2 separate regions of the Homo sapiens genome follow, and region 2 is linked to region 1. A link is an interaction called in ENCODE POLR2A ChIA-PET data of the cell type or tissue named here. Cell type or tissue: MCF 10A. All regions are shown on one strand.

Evidence for each region. Peaks named below come from ENCODE experiments on the same cell type or tissue, not always from the same donor. Only the 100,000 strongest peaks of a DNase experiment are listed, where the experiment ranks them.
Region 2: POLR2A ChIA-PET joins it to region 1 with 5 read pairs; 2 of 35 experiments call an interaction of 5 or more read pairs at or near these places.

What each region holds. Positions count from the first base shown.
Region 1 is chr7:32,614,497-32,619,496 of GRCh38, forward strand. It overlaps the pseudogene DPY19L1P1. Among named protein-coding and RNA genes, the nearest start is that of MIR550A2, 120 kb to the right of the region's middle. In MCF 10A, no CTCF peak of the experiment used is centred here; a DNase peak (open chromatin) is centred at 2,345.
Region 2 is chr7:33,100,615-33,105,614 of GRCh38, forward strand. The region is part of intron 1 of RP9 (RP9 pre-mRNA splicing factor); the gene reads right to left. Among named protein-coding and RNA genes, the nearest start is that of RP9, 6.3 kb to the right of the region's middle. In MCF 10A, no CTCF peak of the experiment used is centred here; no DNase peak of the experiment used is centred here.

The sequences.
Region 1 (5,000 bases):
CTCATCCAATAATAAGTTATTACTAACATATATTGAACAATTACTATACTATGTGCCAGGAAATGTGCTAACCACTGGGCACAGTGGTGTAAGCCTGTAGTCCCAGCTATTCAAAAGGCCTCCAAGGCAGGAGGGCTGCTTGAGGTCAGGAGTTCAAAGCCAGCCTGGGCAACATAGCAAGACCTTGTCTCAAAAAAAAAAAAAAATAGGATCATACCTAACATACATAATTCATCACACTCAAATGGCCATAGAGCTTTAGAGCTGGGAAATACAATTAGCGATCTTCAAATTCAGATGCCCTCATTATTGTTTACCTTCTTCTATTATGAAAAATTTCAAATATATTCAATAGTAGTCAAAGAGCATAATAAACTTCTTTTTATACTACAGTAAACCACTCAGTGTCAATAATTATCAATGTATGGCCGATCTTGTTTCATATTTACCCACACTTATTTTCTTCCATCTCATATAACTTTTTTTGCTGTATTTTTTTTAACTTTTTATTTGGAAATAATTTCAAATTTACAAATAAGTTGCAAAGATGGAAATAATAAAAAGAACACCCATTACCATTTACCCAGATTCACCTGTTAACATTTGTACTGCTTATTTGTACACGCTATCTCCCCCTGCACAAACACACACTCACACACACTTTTTTTCTGAACTATTTGAGGCTACATTATAAACATCATCATCTTTTACTCCTAAATACTTAATGTGTATTTCCCAAGAAAATGACATTCTCTTATGTACCATGGTACAGTTATCAAATTCAGTAAATGTAAACTAATTCAATCATTTTATTTTCTCTACCATTTGTATTCCAATTTTGTGACTTGACCCAATAATTTTTTTTTTCTATAGAGATGGGGTTTTGCCATGTTGCCCAGGCTGGTCTTGAACTCTTGGACTCAAGCAATCCATCCACCTTGGCCTCTCAAAGTGCTGGGATCACAGATGGGAGCCACTGTGCCCGACCCCAATAATGTTCTTGACAGTATTTCTTTTCCCTCCATTAGAGGATCCAGTTTTAGGTCAGGTATTGCATTCAATTGTCAGATTTTATTATTTTTTTATTTATTTTATTTATTTTTATTTTATTTTATTTTATTTTTGAGACAGAGTCTCACTCTGTTGCCCAGGCTGGAGTGCAGTGGCGTGATCTTGGCTCACTGCAACCTCCACCTCCCAGGTCAAGCAATTCTTCTGCCTCAGCCTCCCAAGTAGCTGGGATTACAGGTGCGTGCCACCATGCCCAGCTAATTTTTGTATTTTTTTGTAGAGACAGGGTTTCGCCATGTTGGCCAGGCTGGTCTTGAACTCCTGACTTTAGGTGGTCCACCAGCCTCGGCCTCCAAAAGTGCTAGAATTACAGGCATGAGCCACTGCACCCAGCCTGTCAGTCTCTTTTAATTAAGAAAATTTCGGCCTGGCACAGTGGCTCATGCCTGTAATCCCAGCACTTTGGGAGGCCGAGACGGGCAGATAACGAGGTCAGGAGATCAAGACCATCCTGGCTAACATGGTGAAACCCCGTCTCTACTAAAAACACAAAAAAATTAGCTGGGTGTGGTGGCGGGTGCCTGTAGTCCCAGCTACTCAGGAGGCTGAGGGAGGAGAATGGCGTGAACCCGGGAGGCGGAGGTTGCAGTGAGCCGAGATTGCACCACTGCACTCCAGCCTGGGCGACACAGTGAGACTCTGTCTCAAAAAACAAAAACAAAAACAAAAACAAAAAAAAAAAAAAAGAAAATTTCCAGAACCTTTGTCCTTTATGACATAGACTTTTTGGAAAAATAAATTCCTCTTTCTTCTTTTAAGATGTTCCTTGTGTGGAGGCTGTCTGCTGTTTCCTTATGATTAGATTCAAGATGTGCACATCTTGACAAGGTGACTCTAGTCAGTATACTGACTAGGTGATATTGTGTCCTTTTCAGGGTATCACATCTGGAGGCATATGATGGCCAGTGTCAATACTGATCACCAGTTAAGGTTGTTGCCTGATTCATCCCTGTACAATTACTGTTTTTTTCCTTCTTAGAGATAATTAACAGTCTGTGGGACAACACTTTGAGATCAAGAAATATCCTGCTTATCATCAAAATTTCCCCTAGATTCAGCATCTGTAATTAGTTACCCACTGCTATTATGCCAAATCTTAGTAGCCTAAAACAACAGATACTTATGAACTCAGACAGTTCCTATGGGTCAGGAATTTGGCAGTGGCTTGGCTGGGTGGTTCTGGCTCAGGGTCTCTAATGAGGTTGCATTTAAGCGCCAGCCAGAAGCTGCAGTCATCTGAAGGCTTGCCCAGGGCTGGAGAATCTACTTCCAAGATGATTCATTCACATGCCTGGCAAGTTAGTGCTAGAACTGAGAAGGCCTCAGTTCCTTATCACATGGAACTTTCCATAGGGCTACTTGACTGTCATCATGACATGACAGCTGGCTTCTCCTAGAGAAAGAGATCTCAGAGAGAAAGCAAGGAGAAAGCAGTGCCTCCTGTGACCTACTCTTGGAAGTCATACACTGTCATTTCCACCATATTCATTCTATTTGCCCACTTGATTCAAGGGGAAAATTAAGCATTAACTTTTTTTTTTTTTTTTGAGACACAGTCTCACTCTGTCGCCCAGAAAATAACTAGAAATTGCTTTAAAAATTATTTTGATTAGAAATTAAATATCATAAAACTTAACCTTTAAAAAAATCACAAATAGACAATTTGTAAGATACATTAAAAAGTACTATATACTTCTAAGAAAAATTTAGCTTTAAAAGCATTGATCAGAAAATAAGAGAGGTGAAAACAACAGAGCTAAGCATTTCCCTTGGGTATCAGAAGAGAGGAAACAAAAAGAAGTGAGAATAAGGACAGGAATTGGTGACAAAGAGAAACACAATAAAACCAAAGAGGACTAAAAAAAGGTATAACTTTAAAAATATTAAAACAATAGACCTCTAGAGCAAGTCTAATGAAGGAAATAAAAGATGCAAACAAAAAGCAAATGAAAAAGGGAGAAATAACTATGGACTCAACATAATTAAAATAAGAAGAGTAGGCTACACAATTTGCTAATAAATTGTAAAACCTAGGTAAAATGGATACATTTCTGGAAAATCATAAAACACCAAAACTGGCACAAAAAGAAATAGAAAACTTGAATAGAACAAAAAGCATTCAAATATCTGAAATAGAAATCAAGTATTTTCCCTCCCAAAAAGCCCTAGAATGAGATGGTTAACATGGATGAGTTATTAAACTTTTAAAAAAATCTTTTCCAAGTTGCCAGGAAGTAGGAAAAATAAAAAAAAAAAGAACACCAAAAACAAACAGACACAACAGCTCTTAATAGGAGACCAATATTAATTCCAAATCCAAATAAGGAGACGTCAACCAAAGAACAAAAGATCACTTCGCAAATACGCATATACACAAAAATTCCAGTAAGAATTTTAACTGACTAAATTCAAAAGGCATTATCCATTTGATGACATATATAAAATGGGCAAAATTCCTCTAAGGACATAAACTACCAAAGTTCACTCCAGATGAACTGGAGAGCTTCCTAATGAAATTGAATTTGTAATAAAAAACCTACCCACAAAGAAAGCTCCAGGCCGTGAGGGCTTCACTGCCAAATTCTACCAAACACTTAAGGAAGAGATAATACCAATTCTACACAAAAATCTCTCTGAAAACAGGAGACAGAACACTTGCAAATAATTTTAGGAGATGACATTACCCTGAAACCAAAACCAGACAAAATCATTACGAGAAAAGAAAACTACAACAAATATTCCTCATGAATAATAGACGAAAATCCTTAAAAATATTAGCCAACCAAATACAGCAATATAGAAAAGAAATACTACATTTGAGCAGGTGAGGTTTATCCCAGGATACAAGCTAGATCAACACTCATATATCAAAAAATGTGTCGACTTCCAAATATGGCCGAGTTAAGAAACTGGTATCTCCCATTCTCCAAAACAACTTTAAAGTTGGACAAAATTATTTAAAAAAACACTCATATAGGGTTCTAGAAATTAACCAAAAGGAAGCAACAACGTGGGAAGCATTGATTCATAAAAAACTGAGAAACTCTGGGTAAAAACAGTGGGAGTCTGTGGCATTTTTACCTAGTTTGCTCCCATCCACCTCGGCACCACCCCCATCTCCCCCATACTGTTAGTGAAATAGTTCTTTTGAAGGGGGCAGGATGGAGTATGACTAGTCATAAAAATAACCTTTACTACTGGAGCAGGCTGACCTGATTTGGGGCAGACAGCTAAAAACCTACACTCAGAGGCACTATCAGTAAAAGTAGAGAACTCAGTAGGAAATGAAAGGCTGGGTAGCCTTGCCACTCTCTTCCTTTAACCAATGTCAAAATTAAGAATTTATGAGCCAATGCCCTTGATCAAAGTTACGTATTTCTAAAAATACTAAAGTTACAACTAAGTTATTTCTAATTTGCAAATAACATAGCTTATAGCATTTTTTGGCCCTGGCATAATTTTAGGCTATGACAGAAAATGACAATAATCGCTTTAACCTGAATTAATACCTTAACTGGTTCATGTTCCCCAGTGAATAAAACAGATTCCATAAATGCAGGACTAGGGTTATTTCACTTGTCTTCCTGCTCGCACTCTGCATACTGGCTGACTCACCCACCTTTCAGCTCTCATCCTCAGAGCTGACTTCCAGGATCCTTCCCTGATGCTCCTCCTGTGTATTCCTGCAGCACTCTGTACTTCATTTTTTATCATAGCCTTTATTACACTGTATTATAACTGCTAAGAATTGTTTCTATTTTCCGAATTTTCCGCTAGACCATACCTTAATCAGTTTTCTATCTCTAGGATACTTTCTACTATCAGACACACAGGACGTACTGAATGAATGAATGAATGAATACATTTTCAACTATAGTTTTAAAGTTTTAAAAATCTTTCCACAGATTGTAGACCACCCATTTAATGGT
Region 2 (5,000 bases), 490 kb after region 1:
TCAAGTTACTGCAAAAAAGGGGCTATAGGATTTTTAATCAGAGATTTTAGCAACAATAAGCTTTTATCACTGGTTTGCAGACAAGCAATCACCTGAGAAGAGCAGAATGCTTCTCCTCCCTGTGCTGAGCGGCACCTGCCATCTAAGACTGGCCAGGCCTTCCTTATTTCCATCCAGGGACTGAACCCAGAGGAGACCCAGAATGCTGAGCACGCAAGTCTCCAGATGGGACAGGCAGCAAGATGGGAAGGAAATTCTGAAGGCGAGGTGTTTGTGCACTCAAAGAGCAACTCTCAGGCTCCTAAAGCAATTTGTACCTCCTCCCAAAAGAGTAATATGCAAATATTTTTAGCTCAGGTCTGTCCCTTGACCCTTTAAACCTTTAGGGAAGTATTTTTTTTTTTTTTGAGACAGGGTCTTGTCGTGTTGCCTAGGCTGGTCTCAAACCCCTGGCCTCAAGCAATCCTCCCACCTCAGCCTCCTGAGTAGCTGGGACTACAGTTGTGTACCATGGCACCATGACACCTGGCTCTCTTATTTTAATACTTCAGAATGGCTGCAACATAGAGAAACACTTAATGATTTAATGTTTTCTTCATTCGGACTCTCGTCTTATGCATAGTTTAAGGGACCCTTTAGAAGACAATGAATATTGGAAAAGGGAGTCAAGAATAGACAAAGGGAAAAGTGAAAAAATTTTCATTTGGCCAGGCGTGGTGGCTCGCGCCTGTAATCCCAGCACTTTGGGAGGCTGAGGCGGGCAGATCACTTGAGGTCAGGAATTCGAGACTAGCTTGGCCAACATGGTGAAACCCCGTCTCTACTAAAAATACAAAAATTAGCTGGGCGTGGTGGCGGGTGCCTGTAATCCCAGCTACTCAGGAGGCTGAGGCAGAAGAATTGCTTGAACCTGGGAGGCAGAAGTTGCAGTGAGCTGAGATCGCACCATTGCACTCCAGCCTGGGAGACAGAGTGAGACTCTGTCTTAAAAAAAAAAAAAAAAATTCATTCTCCCCTTCTATAAGATGTGGGAGAAAGCAACTTGATGGACAATGGATGAGAAATACTACTAATCCCAGATCTGTTCCCTCAAGATTAAATAGTAAACAACTGTGTATTAACAGGATTAGCTTTGTAAGTGTGGTACAGTGTTTTCCCAAAGTAGGTGCTTAAAATATTTCTAACAAAAAGCTGTGGCATGACATAGGCCTAATGGAGCAAAAACAATGGAAATCTGCACAACTTGTGAAGATGATAGTTTATCTGTAGCCATTCATTAGAAACATTAATGCTATACCTTATGCATAGAGACTAGAAGGAGCTTGACAGTAAAGTCTATAAATCCAAAAATCCAATAAATGAATCCTTTTGAGCCACAAGCATTATACAAAAAATATATGGCCAATCGAATTGAGATCCAAATTCTCAAAAAAAAGTAACTGTTCTTGCCAAGATGAAAATGAGTGTGATGCAATTGCACATTTGGAAATATAATATTATCAGCAATGGCATTCCCAAAGTCCATTTTACAAGTGGTTTCACAAGTTTAAAGAAGGGTGGTTCATGTTGTTTCCCGGGGCTGAACAATTCATTAATGTAGTATACTCAAAAATATATTTCTGAAAGTAGTATTTAACTACTAAATACAGATTAGAAAACTGAAGTATGTTCACGCACAGTTTAGGTTCTACAGTGTGACAGTTAAGAGGTATGCATTTATCTTTGCAGTCACTGTCACCCAAGCTGGAGTGCAGTGGCGTGATCACAGCTCACTGCAGCCTTGAACTCCTGGGTTCAAGCAATCCTCCTGTCTTGGCCTCCCAAAGTACTGGGATTGTATACATGATCCACCGTGTCCAGCTGCAGTTAATTCTCAAGATAAAAAAAAGTTGATTGAGATGCATTATTTTGTGCCATCTGAAAAGCCTTACTTAGTCATTCAGACTGTACTAACTTTCTCTGAGTAGGAAGAAGACCAGTTATGTCTGAGACACGCTGTCTTCTCAAGTGTGTACAGAGTAAGAAATCTTTTGTTAAGTGTTTCAAATTACTCTTTCTGTTGACTGTTGAGATGGGTTTTCTTTGAGAAGAGTCCCTAATGCAAGTGTACTCCATTCCACACAATTGTTCCTGCAGCTGCATCCAAGGGGCTGCGTGGCAGAGGTGAAACTGCCACATACACCCAGAAGGTCCACTCTGTTATGCCTGGCAGCCCAGGAGCTATTAAGTGACAGAGAGTGTTGGAGCAGGTGGAAGCCTCGGATGCCCTCAGGGGCCTGGCAGGCAGGGTCACCGAGGGAAAACTGTGGTGGAGACTCAGGAGACTCCATCACATCAGGGATGAAAAGATTTGAATTCAATTTATAAAAGAGCACTGTGGGGCTTCCCATTTAACATGGCCAACTGACCAACATGCTTATCTATCTCCTTCCCCAGATGCTTTAAAAATGACAGTGAAAAAATAAAAAGGCCATAAAGATATCCCAAAAGGAGGCAACATCAGAGGAAGTTTTCAACAAATTTGGGAAAGTGGAAATAGCAATGGATTTCCTGGGGTGGAAGAAGTAACACTTTTCAGAAGATGAGGCTTCCTTCCTATAGCCAGGAGGCTGCCTGCCCAACACTTGAAGGAGGCTGCAGGGTTAGCCTCTCCAATTCAGCAACACTGGCAGCCAGGCAGAGATCCCTGGCCCCCAGGCAGAGGACTCAAGACCCTTCTCTAGAGGAACTTAGGAGCCCCAGAAAAAAATCTCCAACTACTGACATTTGGAAGTCTCTTGATAAAAAGGGTACCCTGCAGCATGAGCGCCCTATCATGAAGCTATCTGATCAACAAACAACACCTTCTCTCTTTTTTCTCTCCCACACACAGCTGCCCTTGACAAGAGCTGTATAGCGCCTACTCTTAAATGAGTTGAGGCCAGAGCAGCGGCTCATGCCTGTAATCCCAGCACTTTGGGAGGCTTAAGTGAGAGGATTCCTTGAAGCCAGGAGTTCGCGACCAGCCTGGGCAACATAGTAAGATTCCATCTCTAAAAAAAAAAGTGTAAAAAAACTAGCTAGGTGTCATGGTGTGCACCTGCAGTCCCAGCTACTCTGTAGGCTGATTCAGGGGGGATCACTTGAGCCCAGGAAGTCGAGGCTGTAGTGAGTTATAATCGTGCCACTGTGCTCCAGCCTGGGTGACAGAACGAGAGCTTGTCTCTAAAAAACACAAAACAAAACAAAATATGGTTGAGATTCAAGAATACCCAGATATTAGAGAAAAAAAAATTACTAAATGTAAGACAGCAATCAAAATAAAAAGCAAACAAGAAATAGAGGCAATGTAGGGAACAAAAGACAACAAAAAAGAAAAACGAGTGAGTATCCTCATAGATGAGTGAAGATATTTCACTTATGAAACAAGAACAGGATAATATAAAAAACAACTTGCAGAATGAGAAAAAGCTTTTTGATTTAGAAATATAACAAATATGTTTAGTAGAGAAAAAGATACATCTACAAAGTACAATGAAAATACAAAGACAGAAGAGATAGAGCAACAGAAAATCAACAGAAGGAAAAAACAAAATTGGGGAGAGGAAATAAGACATAAATTTATATATGTAGTTAATGCATTCATGACATGTCAAGAAAAAAAGAGTCAACTGCACAAACTGGGGAACAACACACACTGGGGCCCACTTGAGGGTGGAGGGCAGGCGGAGGGTGAGCATCAGAAAAAATAACTCTTGGGTACTAGGCTTTGTACCTGGGTGATGAAATAATCTGTACAACAAATCCCCATGACATGAGTTTACCTGTATAACAAACCTACACAGGTACCCCTAAACCTAAAATAAAAGTTAAAAAAAAAAAAGTCAATTGGAAAAGACTAACATTATCATGAAACTTCAGGATGGCAGCAATAAAGAATAGTTTCTTAACGTTTAAGGGTGAGGTGAACTTGAACAGGTAACTTATAAAAGAAAGGGACTCAGAATGGCATCAAACTCCTTAGCAGTTTTGGAAGCTAGAAGATAGTGATGTACTATCGCCAAAACTGAGTGAAAATTGTTGTTACTATTTTCCTCCTGCCTCAGCCTCTGGAGTAGCTGGGACTACAGGTCCATATCATTGTGCCTGGCTAATTTTTAAATTTTTTGTAGAGACAGGGTCTCACATTGTTGCCCAGGCTGGTCTTGAACTCTTGGCTTCAAATGATTCTCCTGCCTTGGCCTCCCAAAGTGTTGGGATTACAGGTGTGAGCCAGCATGCCCAGCCCCAAAATGATTTTTGACCTGTAATTTTATACCTAGTCAAATTATGTACCAAGTTTTAGGATAGAATAAAGACATCTTCAGATATGCAAGGTGTCAAAAACTTTACCTCCAATGCACTCTTTCATAGGAAGTTGCAGAATTGGCTTTGGTAAAATGTGAGAGTAAACTTATAAAGAGGAAGACATGGAATCCAGGAATGAGATGCAAGATAGGAGAGTGGGAAAGGATGCCCTAGGACCACTGCTGGACCAGGTCTAAAAAGTAACCAGTGTACTGAAGGACAACAGATTGAAGAGTCTAGGTAAAAAATGAACTGACTACCTGATATGTAGTTATGTGTGGAAAAAGTACTATTGGGGCTCAGAAAATGATACCCCAAAGTATGGTGCTTTGGCATGCTGAGTACTTTGAACTAAATGAGATTAGAGAAGGCCTCAGAAGACAGTTGCTCTCTGACCTTCTCTTGCCCTCCTGTCTCCTGCCCTTCTTTCTTCCCCAAAGCAGTCAGAGAGGCCAGAATTCCTCTTTTCCACAAGTGGGCCATAAAAACTAGAACAAGTCTCCCACAAAGCAAGCCAGAAGCCCTACAAATAACTTTAATTTTTTTTTTAAAGAAGATAAAATCTCAGTGGAACTTTTAAAAAAATATTTAAAATAATAATAATAAACTCCTACAAATATTACCCTAACATTTCCTTGCCTTTCTGTGTCAGAGGTGGCCATAAAAACATGAGC